Linked DNA regions of Homo sapiens: region 1 is linked to region 2. Evidence: read pairs that join two places in POLR2A ChIA-PET (ENCODE). Cell type or tissue: GM12878. All regions are shown on one strand. Links, peaks and the distances in the headings refer to the core of each region. The heading gives the core; the rest is flanking DNA.

The links. ChIA-PET counts read pairs that join two places held together with the same protein. Peaks named below come from ENCODE experiments on the same cell type or tissue, not always from the same donor. Only the 100,000 strongest peaks of a DNase experiment are listed, where the experiment ranks them.
Region 1: POLR2A ChIA-PET joins it to region 2 with 5 read pairs; 10 of 35 experiments call an interaction of 5 or more read pairs at or near these places.

Annotation. Positions count from the first base shown.
Region 1 is chr5:134,805,992-134,816,114 of GRCh38, forward strand. It overlaps DDX46 (DEAD-box helicase 46), which reads left to right. Exons shown (of 23, transcript NM_001300860.2): 16 at 1,757-1,950; 17 at 5,230-5,367; 18 at 5,705-5,854. Among named protein-coding and RNA genes, the nearest start is that of C5orf24, 35 kb to the right of the region's middle. In GM12878, for the core only: no CTCF peak of the experiment used is centred there; DNase peaks (open chromatin) are centred at 7,570 and 8,015.
Region 2 is chr5:134,741,959-134,750,574 of GRCh38, forward strand. It overlaps CAMLG (calcium modulating ligand), which reads left to right. Exons shown (of 4, transcript NM_001745.4): 3 at 2,029-2,094. Among named protein-coding and RNA genes, the nearest start is that of CAMLG, 7.7 kb to the left of the region's middle. In GM12878, for the core only: no CTCF peak of the experiment used is centred there; no DNase peak of the experiment used is centred there.

The DNA.
Region 1 (10,123 bases), core at 5,767-9,766, 67 kb after region 2:
CACCCAAGGTCAGGAGTTCAAGACCAGCCTGGCCAACATGGTGAAACCCTGTCTCTACTAAAGATACAAAAATTAGCCAGGCATGGTGACAGTCACCTGTAGTCCCAGCTAGTGGGGAGGCTGAGGCAGGAGAATCGCTTGAACCTGGGAGGCAAAGGTTGCAGTGAGTCCAGATCACGCTATTGCACAAGCCTGGGCAACATGAGTGAAACTCCGTCTTTAAAAAAAAAAAAAAGAGACATCCTGAAAACAGAAAGTTTGAGAAGGGCTGGTTTACACCAAGCACAATTCACTCTTTGAGACTGGGATTAGGCCCGTCTCTCATTTGATGTATACCTGACTATGTGTTGGGTTGGTATGTGAACAAAATTGGGGTTATTTTAAAAAGGAAGGGGGTTCATGGTTTTTGGGTTGACATCCCATATGCTGCTTCAGTTAGCATATTATATTCAATTCTAAGGAATCAATTTTATGTGATTATGTTAGTAAGGATACTTTAGGCTAAAGTAAAAGTTTTGGTATTTTCAAATTATAAACAAATTTATATTGATATTGATTTCATTAAATTTTCTTAGGCAATTTTTTTGGTGAAGTGTTAGATTCCAGTTTCTTTGACAATGATTCAAATACTTCCTTTAAATCAATCCTTGAAGAGTACCTTTAAAATTTTAGGTAGTACTAAGAATTAATATTGGTAATTATTTACGTGCTAAACAGTGTATGTTAAACCCAGATTTTCTGTGAAATCTTCCATTGAAAGCATGAGTTTTAAGTTTTGAGAGTTTATCTTATTCCCTTCTCTATTACCAGAGTTTCCTGGGAACCTCATCATAAAATATTTTGTGGTCTGGGCATGTCGTAATAGAACTTTATGGTATTTTATACTCTGCTTTGCCATTCATACTAAACCTCTTTGGATCATTTATTTAAGAGATATCCATTTGGGTACTTCTAAACCAGTATTCCTAAAACTTTAATTTGCATATGATAATCACCTAAGGTTTTTTAAAATGCAGATTTTGATTCGGTAGTTTGGAGTATAACCCTAGATTCTGCATTTCCTTTTTTTTTTTTTTCCCCGAGACAGAGTCATGCTCTGTCGCCTGGGCTGGAGTGCAGTGGCGCAATCTCGGCTCACGGCAACCTTTGCCTCCCAGGTTCAGGCATGTGCCACCACGCCTGGCTTTTTTTTTTTTTTTTTTGTATTTTTAGTAGAGACGGGGTTTCACCATGTTGGTCAGGCTGGTCTCGAACTCCTGACCTCATGATCTGCCCGCCTCGGCCTCTCAAAGTGCTGGGATTACAGGCATGAGCCACCGCACCTGGCCTAGATTCTGCATTTCTAACAAGCTCCCAGGTGATGCTGCTCTGGTCCTTGGACAAAACCGAGTAGCAAGGCTCTAAATAACCTACAGGGAAAGGAGAAAGATCTAACTCTTGTCAATATAGGCTGAATGTTTCTGCCTTTTCTCGCTTTGGCTCCCAAACAGGTTTAGATTAATTTCTGATATTGGACCTTTGCAAATATAAACCTTATATAGAAGAAAGGGGGCAATACAAGACCAGAGTTGAAAGATTCATAAATGAGTTAATAGCAATAACCTTTAATCTTGCCATTACATTTTCTTAGTCTTTTATTTTCTATATTTTAGGAGTTGGATGTGTCAATTTGTTCTTCACTGAGTTTAGATTCTTGGTCAGAAGACATGGAAAATTTAATTTGAACATGTTTTAAAGCTCTCTAATTTACTTGCAGGCATTGATCAATATGACAGAGATAGCATCATAAATGACTTTAAGAATGGGACCTGCAAACTTCTTGTGGCTACCTCTGTTGCTGCCCGAGGTCTAGATGTGAAACATCTGATTCTTGTAGTAAATTATAGCTGCCCCAACCATTATGAGGATTATGTACACAGAGCAGGGCGGACTGGAAGAGCAGGAAACAAGGTAAAAATAAGTTTTTTATAGTTGATCTTCATTATATTAAAATACAGGTGTTTCTTTAGTATTTCAAGGAGTAGATAATAGGAGTTATGGAGACATTTTGAAAATCTTTAATCCACATAATGTGAAGAGTGGTTGATGTTAATAATTTATATACATGTACAGGTCTAAGTGTTGTTCAAATTATCAGATACCTAGCTGCTCTTTGTAGGCAGATCCTGTTAACAGTTTGTCTTCCCTTTTAGGTTTTTCCCCTCATGCCTAAACGTTTCTATACAGATGTTCCTTGATTTATGATGGGGTTACAATGTCCCGATAAACCCATCGTAAGTTGAAAATGCATTTAATATACCTGACGTACTAAACATCATAGTAGCCTAGCCTACCTTTAGCATGCTCAGAACACTTACATTAGGTTATACTTGGGCATCATCATCTAACACAAAGCCTATTTTATAATAAAGTATTGAATATCTCATGTAATTTACTGAATACTGTACTGGAAGTGAAAAACTGGTTGTATAGGTACTCAAAGTACAATTTCTACTGAATGCATATCACTTTTGCACCATGGTAAAGTTGAAAAATTATAAATTGAATCATTGTAAGTCGGGGACCATCTGTATACACATACACATAAATGTTTATACTTCAGGATCTTTTTTTAAAAAAAAACATGGGATCATAAAATATACCCATCTCCACACCTACCAATTTCTCCTACTCCCCTCTTTACCTCCCTATCATTCATACATACATATGTTACTTGCTTTTTTGACTCACCTGTATTCTAGAAACTGTATGGGTCTAACTCATTCCTTCTAGAGGCAGCAGACTAGTCTGTTGTTGGAGACATTGATTATGATATATTTAATTTTCTAACCCTGTACATTGCATAATAAAGCAATAAGTAGTATTTATATGCCATAGCTTACATTAATGGATAACGTATTATCTGCCATATATAATGTCATTTTAACTGTTTTACATATATAATGTTATTTTATCCTTACATATATAATGTCATTTTATCCTTAAAACGATTTAAGTGTTTTACATATGTAATGTCATTTTATCCTTAAAACTTTCCTTTGAGGTAAATAATATTACTCTATTTTATAGATGAGAAAAATTCATGCACATAGGATTTAGCTCACCTGCTTATGCACATTTAATAAGTAGTAATGGCATTTATTCTTCTAACCTGTTGGAAGGAGTCAAGAATATTTTTTTGGAAAGGGCCATGTACTGAAAATTGTAGCCTATTTGGGCTCTGTCACATATTCTTCTCTTTCTCTCTCCTTCTCTGTATATATATGTGTTATTGTATATATGTTCATAACCCTATAAAAATGTAAATACTTGTAGCCCCGTAGGAGTACAAAAGCAGACCATGGGTCAAAGGCAGTGGCTATTTAGATATTTCTGTTTTTGTTTTTGTTTTTTTGAGATGGAGTCTCGCTCTGTTGCCCAGACTGGAGTGCAGTGGCATGATCTTGGCTCACTGCAACCTCTCCCTCCCAGGTTCAAACGATTCTCCTGCCTCAGTGTCCCAAGTAGCTGGGACTACAGGCGTGTGCCACCACGCCTGGCTAATTTTTTGTATTTTTAGTAGAGACGGGGTTTCTACTAAAACCTGTGTTAGCCAGGATGGTCTCGATCTCCTGACCTCGTGATCTGCCCGCCTTGGCCTCTCAAAATACTGGGATTACAGGCATGAGCCACTGCACCCGGCCAAGATATTTCTGAATTAAAATCTTAAACCATGTTTTAAAATTCGTAACAGTTGGCCGGGCGCGGTGGCTCACGCCTGTAATCCCAGCACTTTGGGAGGCCGAGGCGGGCGGATCACCTGAGGTTGGGAGTTCAAGACCAGCCTGACCAACATGGAGAAACCCTGTTTCTACTAAAATAAAAATAAAAAATTAGCCGGGCATGGTGGCATATGCCTGTAATCCGAGCTACTCGGGAGGCTGAGGCAGGAGAATAGCTTGAACCCGGGAGGCAGAGGTTGCGATGAACCAAGATTGTGCCATTGCACTCCAGCCTGGGCAGCAGGAGCAAAACTCTTGTCTCAGAAACAAACAAACAAAAAATCGCAACAGTTGACTGTTTGGGTCAGATTGTTTTTTTGGTTTTGTTTTTTACATTTTTGTGGAGATGTGGTCTTGCCATTTTTGCCCAGGCTGGCCTCCAACTCCTAGGCTCAAGCTATCTTTCCACCTCTGCCTCCCCAAGTGCTGGGATTACAGGTGTGAGCCATTGTACCCAGCAAGGTCAGATTGTTTTGTGAAGATAGCAAACTCTAGCGAGACTCCATCTCAAAAAAAAAAAGGAAAAACAAAAAACAAAATCAAAAGGTATGACCACACAATTGTGCATTTGTGTAAAATTACCTATGTTTCTTTTTTTTTTTTGAGACGGAGTTTCACTCTTGTCACCCAGACTGGAGTGCATTGGCGCCATCTCACATGCACTGCAACCTCCGTCTCCCAGGATCAAGTGATTCTCCTGCATCAGCCTCCCAAGTAGTTGGGATCACAGGCATGCCACCACCACACTCGGCTAATTTTTTTGTGTTTTTAGTAGAGATGGGGTTTCACCATGTTGGTCAGGCTGGTCTCGACCTTCTGACCTCAAATGATCCACCCCCCCTTGGCCTCCCAAAGTGCTGGGATTACAGGCGTGAGCCACTGCGTCCAGCCAATTGCATATATTTCTACCTCTGTGTAAAGAAATTAGAAATTTTCTAGTTTGCTTGTGTTATTTTAAAATATTAAACTTGGGCCGGGCACAGTGGCTCGTGCCTGTAATCCCAGCACTTTGGGAGGCCAAGGCGGGCGGATCACCTGAGGTCAGGAATTTGAGACCAGCCTGGCCGACATGGTGAAACCATGTCTCTAGTGAAAATACAAAAATTAGCCGGGCATAGTGGCAGGCGCCTATAATCCCAGTTACTCGGGAGGCTGAGGCAGGAGAATCACTTGAACCCGGGAGGCAGAGGTTGCAATGAGCCAAAACTGCGCCACTGCACTCCAGCCTGGGCAACAGAGTGAGACTCCATCTCAAAAAAATAAAAAACAACAAAAAATAAAAATTAAACTTGGATATTTCACTTTGAACCATTAAGTAATTTAGTAAGACTCTTTCGTGGCTTTTAAAATTCTTTAGTTAATGTTGTCAATCTCGAGGATTTATTAGGTGGATCAGATTTTATCTTATGATCTAAGTAGGATCCATCTTGTTAGTGTCTAATAATTGTACTTTTTCATCATGCATTAGGGTTATGCTTATACTTTTATCACAGAGGATCAAGCTCGCTATGCTGGTGACATAATTAAAGCTCTTGAATTGTCAGGGACTGCAGTACCTCCTGATTTAGAGAAACTGTGGAGTGATTTCAAAGATCAGCAGAAAGCTGTGAGTTTTTAACCCATGTTACTCTTCTAGAAATCATTAATGTGACTAAACCTTGATTATTTAATTCTTGGAAATCTTTTATTTAACACTTGAAAATTTTGCTACGACTATTTTTATTTCTCTCTAGAGGGAAAAATGAGTGAAAGCTAAAATCCTATCTTATTCTTGAACTTAGTATTTTGTGGTGTCTATGTAGAGCTCTTAGTTTATCTTACATGCTAGATGAAGTGTTTTTATTACATTGACATACACCACCTTGAAAAATATTTAATTAGTATGAATTCCTAAACATTAAAGTTTTTACTATGAGATTAACTTCGTTTTCTTTTTTTGAAAGGAGGGGAAAATAATTAAAAAGAGTAGTGGGTTCTCTGGTAAGGGATTCAAGTTTGATGAAACAGAACAAGCTTTGGCTAATGAGAGGAAGAAGTTACAAAAAGCAGCTCTTGGTCTACAAGATTCAGATGATGAGGATGCTGCAGTTGATGTAAGTACTATTATTCTCTCATTCTTAATTGAAGCAGTTATTTCTTTTGTACTGGAGGTCTTGCCATATATGGTTATCAAGATAGACAATCACTGGAAACCTTTACAAGAGGTTGGTTCCAGAACAGTTTTGGAAAATCTGCCTACTACATACCAGTACCCCTCCTCTCAATATATAGACCACTCATTAGCACTTCAAAGGATGTGAAAAGTCCTTTTTTTTTTTTTTTTTTTTTTGCGATGGGAGTCTGGCTGTGTCACCCAGGCTGGAGTACGGTGGCGTGGTCTCCATTCACTGTAACCTCCGCCTCCTGGGTTCAAGCAATTCTCCTGCCTTGGCCTCCTGAGTAGCTGGGATTACAGGCATCCACCACCACGCCTGGCTAATTTTTGTATTTTTAGTTGAGGCGGGGTTTAACCTTCTTGCCCAGGCTGGTCTCAGATTCCTGACCTCAAGTGATCCGCTTTCCTTGGCCTCCCAAAGTGCTGGGATTACAGGCGTGAGCCACCTCGTCTGGCCATGGATGTGAAAAGTCTTTAACGAATCTTGTTTAACTTCATTAAACCCAGAAATTCCCCAACATACCTGATCTCAGAACACTTTTGGACATATCATGTTAAACTTAAGTTCAGAAAATAATTTTGGAAATCAGAAATTCAACCTGATCTTATCATTAGGAAATTGACTCCAAGAAAAGATGTTAGGTCCAGGACCACAGTGGGAGTTAACACAGACAGGACCAGAACCCAGTTGTCCTATTAACCTTAAGCCATTTCTTTCTAGGATACCATACTAGCTCAAAAAATTAGCCGGGCGTGTCTTGCTCTGTCACCCAGGCCAGACTGCAGTGTCGTAATCTCAGCTCAACTGCAACCTCTGCCTCCTGGGTTCAAGCGATTTTCCTGTTTCAGCCTCCCTAGTAGCTGGGATTACAGGCACCCACCACCACGCCCGGCTGATTTTTGTATTTTTAGTAGAGATGGGGTTTCACCATATTGGCCAGGTTGGTCTCAAACTCCTGACCTCAGGTGATCCACCTGCCTTGGCCTCCCATAGTGTTGGGATTATAGGTGTGAGCCACTGTGCCTGGCCAATAAAGTCATTTTTTTTTTTTTGAGACGGAGTCTCGCTCTGTCACCAGGCTGGAGTGCAGTGGCTTGATCTTGGCTCACTGCAACCTCTGCCTCTCAGGTTCAAGTGGTTCTCCTGCCTCAGACTCCCAAGTAACTGGAACGACAGGCACGCGCCACCATGCTTGGCTAATTTTTTTTGTATTTTTACTAGAGACAGGGTTTCACCATGTTGGCCAGGATGATCTTGATCTCTTGACTTCGTGATCCGCCTGCCTCGGCCTCCCAAAGTGCTCAGATTACAGGCGTGAGCCACCACGCCCGACCACATTTCATTTTTTAAATTTATCTGTTACCATGTAACAAATCAAAACTTAGCAGGTTAAAGCAATAAACACTTATTATCACATAGTTCCTTATGGTCAGGAAATCAGGAGCAGTTTAGTCAGGTAGTTCTGGCTTAGGCGCTCGTGAGATTGCAGTCATCTGCAGGCTTGACTGTTGCTGGATGATCTGCTTCCAACATCAGTCACTTTGATGTAGATAGGATGCCTCAGTTCTTCACCTCTTTGCCTGTCCTTACCCACATGGCAGCTGGCTTTCCCCACAGTGAGTGATCAAAGAGAGCAAAGAGAAAGCTTTAGTGCTTTTTATGACTGTCTCTGAAATTACACACTGTCACTTCCACTTTATTCTTTATGGGGTTTTTTTTGTCTTGTTTTGTTTTGTTTTGGAAACAGAGTCTGACTCTGTTGCCCAAACTGGAGTGTAGTGGTGCGAACTCAACTCACTGCTGCCTCAGCGATCTTCCCACCTCAGCCTCTTGAGTAGCTGGTACTATGGGTGCACCACCATGCCCTGTTAATATATATTTTAAAATGTTTTTTTTTTTAGAGTCGAGGTCTCACTGTGTTGCCTAGGTTGGTCTGAAATTCCTGGGCTCAAGTGATCCTCCTGCCTCAGCCTCCCAAAGTGATGGTATTACAAACATGAGCCACCATGCCCAGCCCACTTTCTTCTATTAGAAGGAAGTCATTAAGTCCAGCCCACACTCAAGAAAAAAGACTATTAAATAATTTGTAGCCATGTTTTAAAAACATCTGTCACTTTTTGACATTATGGTAGTTTCCTCTTTTCTGTGGTTTTAGTTGCCATAGGTTAACCACAGTCTGAAACTATTACAGTATTTTGAGACCACATTCATATAACTTTTATTACAGTATATTGCTATAATTGTCCTATTTTATTGTTGTTAATCTCTTAACTGTACCTAATTTATAAATTAAACTTTATCATAGGTATGTATGTATAGGAAAAAACAGTGTATGTCGGTGCGGTACTATCTCTGTTTTTAGGCATTCACTGGGGTTCTTGGAATGTATTCCATGTGTAAAGGGAAAACTGCAGTATTTTTAACTGTTTTTTAAAATCTTGTGATAAAATACGGTGATTGTTTCTTCGGGTGTTAAAGTAATATATAATTTTATGAAAAATGTAAACAGTACTTAACACGAATAAAATCAAAAGTAAGGTTAGCTCTACCAGCTAGCATTGTATACTTCCCCCTTTCCTGATTTTATGAATTTGTTCAGATTGTAATACCATGAATGCTATTTAATTTAAAACGGTTTTACTCAGGTAAATGTTGAGTTTTAAAACTAGTTGATAACTGACCCCCTGTTGGTGTTTTCTTGGGGTTTTGTTTTGTTTTGTTTTTATGAGACAGGATCTCACTCCATCAACCAGGCTGGAGTAAAGTGGCGTGATCTTGGCTCACTGTAGCCTCGACCTCCTGGGCTCAGGTGATTCCCCACCTCAGCCTTCTGAATATCTGGGACTACAGGCATGTGCCACCATGCCTGGGTAACTTTTATATTTTTTGTAGAGACAAGGTTTCGCCATGTTGCCCAGGCTGGTCTTGAACTCCTGGGCTCAAGTAATCCTCCTGCCTTGAACTCTCAAAATGCTGGGATTATAGGCAGGAGCCACTGTGCGTGGCCATAACTAAAACCCTTTAATAGGTAATAAATGTTTTAAGAAGAATCTAAGGCTGGGTGTGGTGGCTCATGGCCTGTAATCCCAACACTTTGGAAGGCCATGGTGGGAGGATAGCTTGAGCCCAGGAGTTCAAGACCCTCCTAGACAACACAGTGAGACCCCATCTCTATAAAAAGGTTTTTAAAAATTAGCTGGACGTGCTAGTGCACGCTGTGGTCCTAGCTACTTGGGAGGCCGAGATATGAGGAACCCTTGAGCCTGGGAGTTAAAGGCGACCCTGTCTCAAAAAAATACAAAAGCTAAACGGACTGTTTTTATTGTAGTAAAAGAGCTTTGTAAATTAACCAATTAATTTTTAAGCCCTAAATAAGCTTTTCTGTGCATTTGAGATCTAGAAGATACAGCTTTATTAATCTGATCTAAATTTCTGAAGGGGGCTTGTATTTCTGTAATCAGTGATATCAGTAGTCACTGTTGGGCAAAGGGCATTTTTTAAAAGAAATGCACATAGCAGGCTGGCGGTGGTGGCTCATGCCTGTAATCCCAGTGCTTTGGGAGGCCAAGGTGGGCGGATCACGAGGTCAGGAGATGAGACCATCCTGCCTAACACGGTGAAACCCCATCTCAACTAAAAATACAAAAAATTAGCCAGGTGTGGTGGCGGGCACCTGTAGTCCCAGCTACTCAGGAGGCTGAGGCAGAAGAATGGCGTGAACCTGGGAGGCGGATCTTGCAGTGAGCTGAGATGGCGCCATTGCACTCCAGCCTGGGAGACAGAGCGAGACTCTGTCTCAAAAAAAAAAAAAAAAAAAAAAAAAAGAAATGCACCTAGCAGTAGGGCTCATGTGACTCCTGTCAAAGCAAAGCATTCATCATTGCGCTTGCCTTGATGGGGAAACAACCTGCATTTGTTTCCTTTCTTGATTCAAAGGAATAAGGGAATAAGCCTTTTCTGGTTCAGTTACCCAGTTTTTAAGGCAAATCCAATTGGATTTTATGGGTTGGGAAGAGTTTTGAGAGCTTTACCTTAGGAACATGTTATATCACTCCCCCTGAGAATTATTGACTATATTTTTAGTAGGCCACTGACCTTGAGTTATAGTCCTTCTTCCAGCCTGTTTCATTGCAGTATAATTTGGTCTCAAGGCCTGAGCCCTGGGGTAAGTCAGCTGCATCCTATTGGCTATTCTGTCTTGAAAGC
Region 2 (8,616 bases), core at 2,565-6,564:
TGTGTATATATTTGGGGGAAAAATAACAATACAACAATAACAAATAGTAAATAATACAAATAAAAACAGTATAACAACTATTTACATTGCATTAGGCATAAAAAATCTAGAAATGATTTAAAGTATATGGGAGGAAGTGAGTAGGTTATATTTACTGTGCCGTTTTACATAAGGGACTTGAGCATCTATGGATTTTGGTATCAGGAGGAACCTGGTACCAGTCCTCTGCTGATACTGAGGGATGACTGTACTAAAACCCATTTTTCATTCTACGGACCTTTCTCATTGTTTTGCATACATTAATTCATCTAATCCTCATTCTTATGAACTTGGTATTATGTGAATCCATTGGGAAATGAAGACTCAGAGAGGTTAAACCATTTGCCCAAGGTCACACAGCTACTAAGCGGTGCTAGGATTAAACCCTGGCAGTTTCAGTCCTTAACCAAAGGGTTAAGTGCTTTACATATATATACTGTATATTATCAATTTTCAAATAATTTGAAATAGTAAAATGCAGTTCCTCTGGTCCTGAATATGAGGTAATCTTCCTATGGTTCAGAAGACATTTCAGCATTTCCTAATATATCATAATGAGTCCATTTTGGTTGTACCATGATGTAGTCATTTTGTTTTATAGTATATTAAAGAATGCAGAAAAGCATAGCTCATAGTTCAGTGTCTTGCTCTGAGGTTTTTCCATTCAGTAGACATTTTAAGTATATGTACCAGGCACATAAATATCCAGATAATTAAAGTTTATATCATTAAGCAAAACAGTTTTTGTAAATCTTTTTTTTTTTGAGGTGGAGTTTCTTTCGCCAGGCTGGAGTGCAGTGATGTGATCTTGGCTCACTGCAACCTCCACCTCCTGGGTTCAAGCGATTCTCCTGCCTTAGCCTCCCGAGTAGCTGGGACTACAGGCATGTGCCAACACGCACGGCTAATTTTTTGTATTTTTAGTAGAGATGGGGTTTCACCGTGTTAGCCAGGATGGTCTCCATCTCCTGACCTCATGATCCACCCAACTCTGCCTCCCAAAGTGCTGGGATTACAGGCATGAGCCGCCGCACCCAGCCAAGCATTTAGTTTTGTTGTTGTTGTTGTTTTAGAGATAGGATCTTGCTATGGTGTCCAGGCTGGACTAGAACTTCTGGGCTCAAGCAGTCCTCCTGCCTCAGCCTTCTGCATAGCTGGAAGAATGCCACGTATTTTGAGTGCTGGGCCTTTTCTGTATGCTTCCTGGATATCAATTAATTCCCTCTGGGTGACCGAGATGTTACCGCATCTGTGTTACTGTGTTAAACATCTGTCACCATTTAATACTTTAAATAATTTAAAAGATAAGTTTTTATGAGAGAAGACAGTTTTGGGGACGCTAAAAGAATATGAAAGAATTGTATGACTTGAGAAACATATTTTATGTTAGGAAATCAAATATTTTATTTTCTTCACCCTTCTGCAGAAAAAAGATTACTTTTAACCATTAAAATTACTATTTTATGGGAGGCTGAGGCAGGAGAATTGCTTGGACTGGGGAGGCAGGGGTTGCAGTGAGCTGAGATTGAGCCACTGCACTCCAGCCTGGGTGACAGAGCGAGACTCCATCTTAAAAAAAAAAAGCAATTGCCAGGCGCGGTGTCTCATACCTGTAATCCCAGCATGTTGGGAGGCCGAGGTGGGTGGATCACGAGGTCAGGAGTTCTAGACCATACTGGCCAACATGGTGAAACCCTGTCTCTACTAAAAATACAAAAATTAGCCAGGTGTGGTGGCGGGCGCCTGTAATCCCATCTACTCAGAAGGCTGAGGCACGAGCATCGCTTGAATCTGGGAGGTGGATGTTGCCATGAACCAAGATCGTGCCACTGCACTCAGCCTGGGTGACAGAGGAAGACTCCGTCTCAAAAAATAATAATAACAACATTTTCTTACAGCTTTTGCTTGGAATTTTCTAGCTGCTGTTTGATTTATTGTGATTTGAATGATTATGTTGGAAATATTTAATTTTATCTTCTATCTTCACAGTCCATATTTGCTCCATTTCTTACTTTACAACTTGCGTACATGGGATTATACAAATATTTTCCCAAGGTAAATTAATTTTTTTTCTAAATTTCGATGATGTGTTTGGATTGATTTATGACTAGCTAATTGAAGGAACTTAAAAATGTTAGTCCTGCTTACGGTCTGAATCAGTGCTACTCAAAGTGTGGTTTGCCCACTTATCTCCAAACTATGTGTTTGTGTTTGTTATACATTAAGTTCAAAAAATGAGTAATTGGCCGGGCGCAGTGGCTCACGCCTGTAATCCCCACACTCTAAGAGGCTGAGGTGGGTGGATCACCTGAGGTCAGGAGTTCAAGACCAGCCTGGCCAACATGGTGCAACCCCATCTCTGCTAAAAATACAAAAATTAGCCAGGTATGGTGACGCACACCTGTAATTCCAGCTACTCAGGAGGCTGAGGCAGGAGAGTTGCTCCAACCCAGGAGGCAGAGGTTGCAGTGAGCCAAGATTGCGCCACTGCACTGCTCCAGTCTGGGTGACAGAGTGAGACTCTGTCTCCAAAAAAAAAAAAAAAAAAAGAGTAATTAGAAACTTTTATAGCAATTTGACATTGCCATAACATTGTTATTCTGTTTTACAAAAATACTGTGGATTGAGGTCCTTCATGAAAAAGTGTGAATAGTACTTGTTTAAGCAAAGTATTAAATTTAATTAGTAAATTTAGTAATTCATTTTGTCTATAATAAAGGAAATTAATTAAAAAATGGATTTGATTATCTCATTGTACTTCATATTGGACACTTAATAGCAGTGCACTTTATCTTCAGTGTTGAGGGCCTGATATTTGCAATAAATATTTGGCCAATATTACAGAACAGAATGATGTTGAGAGTCAATGTTTACCTGGCCTACTTGACTACAGATATATACAGTTTTATGAGGCTTGGCTTGCCTGACATAGACGATAGCCTAACTAGTGTGATCGAATTTTGTGGGAGCTTTTTGCTGAAAAAATTGCTACTTGGCTGTCTGCGTGTTATATTTAATGGGCTGACAGACCTGTGTATGATTTTAATGGATTTGAAGCATTTGTATTTTTGAAGGGTCAAATAGGTCAAATATAAGAAGTAAAAGAGTAAATAACATTGTAATTTTAATTAAGCATTTGTTTAGAAATTCACCTTTGAGGCGGGGCGCGGTGGCTCACGCCTGTAATCCCAGCACTTAGGGAGGCTGAGGCAGGTGGATCACGAGGTCAAGAGATCGAGAGCATCCTGGCTGACAGGGTGAAATCCCATCTCTACTAAAAATACAAAAGTTAGCCGGGCGTGGTGGCAGGCACCTGTAGTCCCAGCTACTCGGGAGGCTGAGGCAGGAGAATGGCGTGAACCTGGGAGGCGGAGCTTGCAGTGAGCCGAGATTGCGCCACTGTACTCCAGCAGCCTGGGCGACAGAGCGAGACTCCTCAAAAAAAAAAAAAAAAGAAAGAAATTCACCTTTGAGGCTGGGCGCCGTGGCTCACGCCCTAATCCCAGCACTTTCGGAGGCTGAGGGGGGTGGATCACCTGAGGTCAGGAGCTCGAGACTGGCCTGGCCAACATGGCGAAACCCCATCTCTACTAAAAATATAAAAATTACCCAGGCATGGTTGCGGGTGCCTGTAATCCCAGCTACTTGGGAGGCTGAGGCAGGGAGAATCACTTGAAACTGGGAGGTGGAGGTTGCAGTGAGCCCAGACTGTGCCATTGCACTCCAGCCTGGGCAACAGAGCGAGACTGTCTCAAAAAAAAAAAAAGAAAATCACCTTTGAAACATTGATTGTAGTTTTGCAGTAGCAAAGTTTGGAACCTAAATGTCCACTGAGTGACTACATTAAAAAAAAAAAATTGGCCAGGCACGGTGGCTCATGCCTGTAATCCCAGCACTTTGGGAGGCCGAGGCGGGCGGATCAGCTGAGGTCGGGATTTCGAGACCAGCCTGACCAACATGGAGAAACCCCGTCTCTACTACAAATTCAAAATTAGCCAGGCATGGTGGCGCATGCCTGTAATCCCAGCTACTCAGGAGGCTGAGGCAGGGGAATCACTTGAACCCAGGAGGTGGAGGTTGTGGTGAGCCGAGATCGCACCATTGCACTTCAGCCTGGGCAACAAAGCAAAACTCCATCTCAAAAAAAAAAAAAAAAAAAAATTATAACGTATCTATTCAGAATGAAGATGCTCTCAATGTACTGACAATGGTAAGCTCTCCAAGAAATATTAAGAGAAAAAAAAACAAAATTCAGAATAGAATCTATAGAATCTATACTAATTTCTTTTTGAAAAGAAAAAATAATGTATTATTTGATTTTGCTTATATATGCATAAACAAACTGAAAGACTATACATGAAATTATTAACAATACTTATGTGTGTGATAGAGATGTATATATGGGTACTATGTAAATGGAAGAGAGAAAAGGGAGACTTTATATATTCTCCCAACAAAACAGCATTTTGTTATAGCAGGGTTTTTTTTGCTTGTTTGTTTTTGAGACAGAGTATCACTCTGTCGCCCAGGCTGAAGTGCAGTGGCACGATCTCAGCTCACTGCAGCCTCCGCCTCCTGTGTTCATTCTCCTGCCTCAGCCTGCCAAGTAGCTGTGACTACAGGTGTGAGTGACCACACCCACTTAATTTTTGTATTTTTAGTAGAGACGAGGTGTCACCGTGTTGGTCAGTCTGGTCTGGAACTCCCAGCCTCAGGTGATCTGCCCACCTGGGCCTTCCAAAGTGCTGGGATTACAGGTGTGAGCCACTGCACCTGGCCTGTTATAGCAGTTTTTAAACACAAAAGTTGGCCAGGCGTGGTGCCTCACGCCTGTAATCCCAGCACTTTGGAAGGCCATGGTGGGCAGATCACCTGAGGCTGGGAGTTCTTGACCAACCTGGCCAACATGGTGAAACGCTATGTCTGCTGAAAATACAAAAATTAGCTTGGCATGGTGGGTACAGACCTGTAATCCCAGCTACTCAGTGTCTGAGGCAGGAGAATTGCTGACCCGGTGGCAGAGGTTTACAGTGAGCCAAGACAGCGCCACTGCACTCCAGCCTGGGCGACAGAGCAAGACTCCATCTCAAAAATAAATAAACACAAAAGTTGAAAGAATTGTGCCGTGAACACCCATTTATATAATACCAACGACCTAGATTCTACAATTAACATCTTATTATATTATGTATCTATCAGGTTTTCTTTTATTTTTCAAACCCAAGATAATCTCTGTAAAGTTTTTCCATCAAATTTTTCTTGATGCATTTCAAAGTATGTTGTAGGTGTACACATCGGTATACCTCACCCCTCTTACATAACACTGACTTACAATTTACTGTTTTAAGGTTCTTTAGGTAATTTTTTTTTTTTGAGACGAGGCTTGCTCTGTCACCCAGGCTGGAGTGCCATCTCGGCTCACTGCAAGCTCCGCCTTCCGGGTTCACACCATTCTCCTACCTCAGCTTCCCAAGTAGCTGGGACTACAGGCGCCCGCCATCACGGCCGGCTAATTTTTTTTTGTATTTTTAGTAGAGACGGGGTTTCACCGTGTTAGCCAGGATGGTCTCGATCTCCTGACCTCATGATCCGCCTGCCTCGGCCCCCCAAAGTGCTGGGATTACAGGCATGAGCCACCATGCTCGGCATTTTTTTTTTTTTTTGAGACGGAGTCTCGCTCTGTCACCAGGCAGGAGTGCAGTGGCACAATCTTGGCTCACTGCAACCTCCACCTCCCAGGTTCAAGCGATTCTTCCACCTCAGCCTCCCGAATAGCGGGGACTACAGGCACACGCCACCAAGCCCAGCTAATTTTTGTAATTTTAGTAGAGACGGGGTTTCACCATGCTGACCAGGATGGTCTCTTTCTTTTTTTTTTTTTTTGAGATGGAGTCTTGCTCTTTCGCCAGGCTGGAGTGCAGTGGCGAGATCTCAGCTCACCACAACCTCCGCCTCCCAGGTTCAAGCGATTCCCCTGCCTCAGCCTCCCAAGTAGCTGGGATTACAGGCATGTGCCACCACACCTGGCTAATTTTTTTTGTATTTCAGTAGAGACGGGGTTTCACCATGTTGGCCAAGACAGCCTTGATCTCCTGACCTGATTATCTGCCCACCTCGGCCTCCTAAAGTGCTAGAATTAGCTGGTCTCTGGTCTCTATCTCTTGACCTTGTGATTCGCCCACCTCCGCTTCCCAAAGTGCTGGGATTACAGGTGTGAGCCACCGCACCTGGCTTTTAGGTAAAATTTTAAGGTAAAATTAGTTCTGAGGCCGGGTGCAGTGGTTCACACCTGTAATCCCAGCACTTTGGGAGGCCGAGATGGGCGGATCACCTGAAGTCAGGAGTTCAAGACCAGTGTGGCCAACATGGTGAAACCCCATCTCTACAAAAATTTGCCGGGCATGATGGTGGGTACCTATAATCCCAGCTACCGGGGAGGCTGAGGTGGGAGAATCGCTTGAACCCAGAAGGCGGAGGTTGCAGTGGGCCGAGATCCTGCCATTGCACTCCAGCCTGGTCGACAGAGCAAGACTACGTCTCAAACAAAAAAAATTAGTTCTAATATGAAGAGTAGGGTACCAGCGTAATTAATTGATTGCTTGAAATGCTTGTCTTAATTGTACCATTTAATACGTTTGTTATCCTATGAAACCCATACCTCTTTCAAGGTTTATAACTTCACTGTCACCCCAGGAGTTTCTTTCATGCTCCTTTCCAGGCAGTCCCAGTCCCTATACCCCAAAGAACTTTTTCCCACGATAGATTAGTTGTGTCTGGCATAGTAATCCATGTAAGTGGGATCATTCTTGATTTTACTTTTTTGTGCAAGCCTTCTTTATTCCGCATGATATTTTTGAGATTTATCCATGTTGTTGGATAAATCAGTAGTTAATTCCTTTTTTTTTCTTGGCTCAGTAATACTACATTGTATGACTATATCCATTTATCTAGTCTCCTATAGATGGACATCCTGGTTGTTTTCAGTTTTGGGGTTATTATGACTAAAACTAAGAGCTTTCTTGTATGAGGCTTTTTGTGAGCATAAGCTTTCATTTCTTTTAGGTAACTATAGGGTTTTTTTTTTTTTTCAGATGGAGCTTTGCTCTGTCACCCAGGCTGGAGTGCAGTGGCACGATCTCGGCTCACTGCAGCCTCTGCCTCCCAGATTCAAGCAATTCTCCTGCCTCAGGCTCCCAAGTAGCTTGGATTACAGGCATGTGCCACCACGCCTGGCTAATTTTTTTGTATTTTTAGTAGAGACGAGGTTTCACCATATTGGCCAGGCTGGTCTCGAACTCCTGACCTTGTGATCCACCCACCTCGACCTCCCAAAGTGCTGGGATTACAGGCATGAGCCGCTGCACCCGGCCAACTATAGGTTTTTATATTTAAAAATATTTTAAACCGTATGATTGGATTTTGTGATAATAAAGAAAAATTCAGCTTTTAATCTCTTAAAAAAATGAGACTAGAAAATTAATAAGTAAATGTTCTCTCTTCCACCAGAAGTATACTGAATTGTTCAGTGATACCCTATTGGATGTGTAATCAAGTGTGGATTCCTTTGCATAACAATTAGGGCCCTACATTCCTATAAGTCTGTGACAAATTACTCATTGTTCTCCAAGCATTCTTCTGCCTCTAACTTGTCCTGAGACTTAACGCTTCAAAAAACTTTCACTTCTGCCAGTCTAAATCCTGCTCTTCTTTGAAGGTCTGTTTTTAGTTGTTGTTTTTGGAGACGGGGGTCTCACTTTGTCATGTGGGCTGGAGTGCGGTGGTGCAGTCTCAGTTCAGTGCAGCCTCAACCTCTTAAGAGATCCTCCCACCTCAGCCTCCTGAGTAGATGGGACTACAGGCTCATGCTCAGCTAATTTTTGTATTTGTTGTAGAGACAGAGTCTCCCTATGTTGCCCAGAGTGGTCTTAAACTCCTAGGCTCAAGCCATCACCCAGCCTCGGCATCCCAAAGTGCTGGGATTAGAGGCATGAGCCACTGCACTTGGCCTGAAGGCCTGTTTTTAATTTTACTTCCTCTGAAGTCCTCCTTGTGCTTTATTTACATAAAACACTGGAGTAATTTATATCTCCTGTGAGCTCCTATGTCACACATTATCCATGTCAGTCATTTAGCAGTTATTTATGTCCTGTCTAGTAATATTTTTCTTGTTTTTATATTGTACTGTTGTATATATCATAAATTGTTATTTATGTCATACTTCCAAGATAACACTTTTTAAAAACTTCTAATAACAAGACTGGGCCAGGTGCAGTGGCTCACACCTGTAATCCTGACACTTTGGGAGGCTGAGGCGGGCAGATCACGAGATCAGGAGTTTGAGACCAGCCTGACCAACATGGTGAAATCCTGTCTCTACTAAAAATACAAAAATTAGCCGGGCATGGTGGCAAGCACCTGTAATCCCGGCTACTCAGGAGGCTGAGGCAGGAGAATCGCTTGAACCCGGGAGGCAGAGGTTGCAGTGAGCCGAGATCGTGCCATTGCACTCCAACCTGGGCAACAGAGCGAGACTCCATCTCAAAAAAAAAAAAAGCAAGACTGATGTCTGCTATTGCC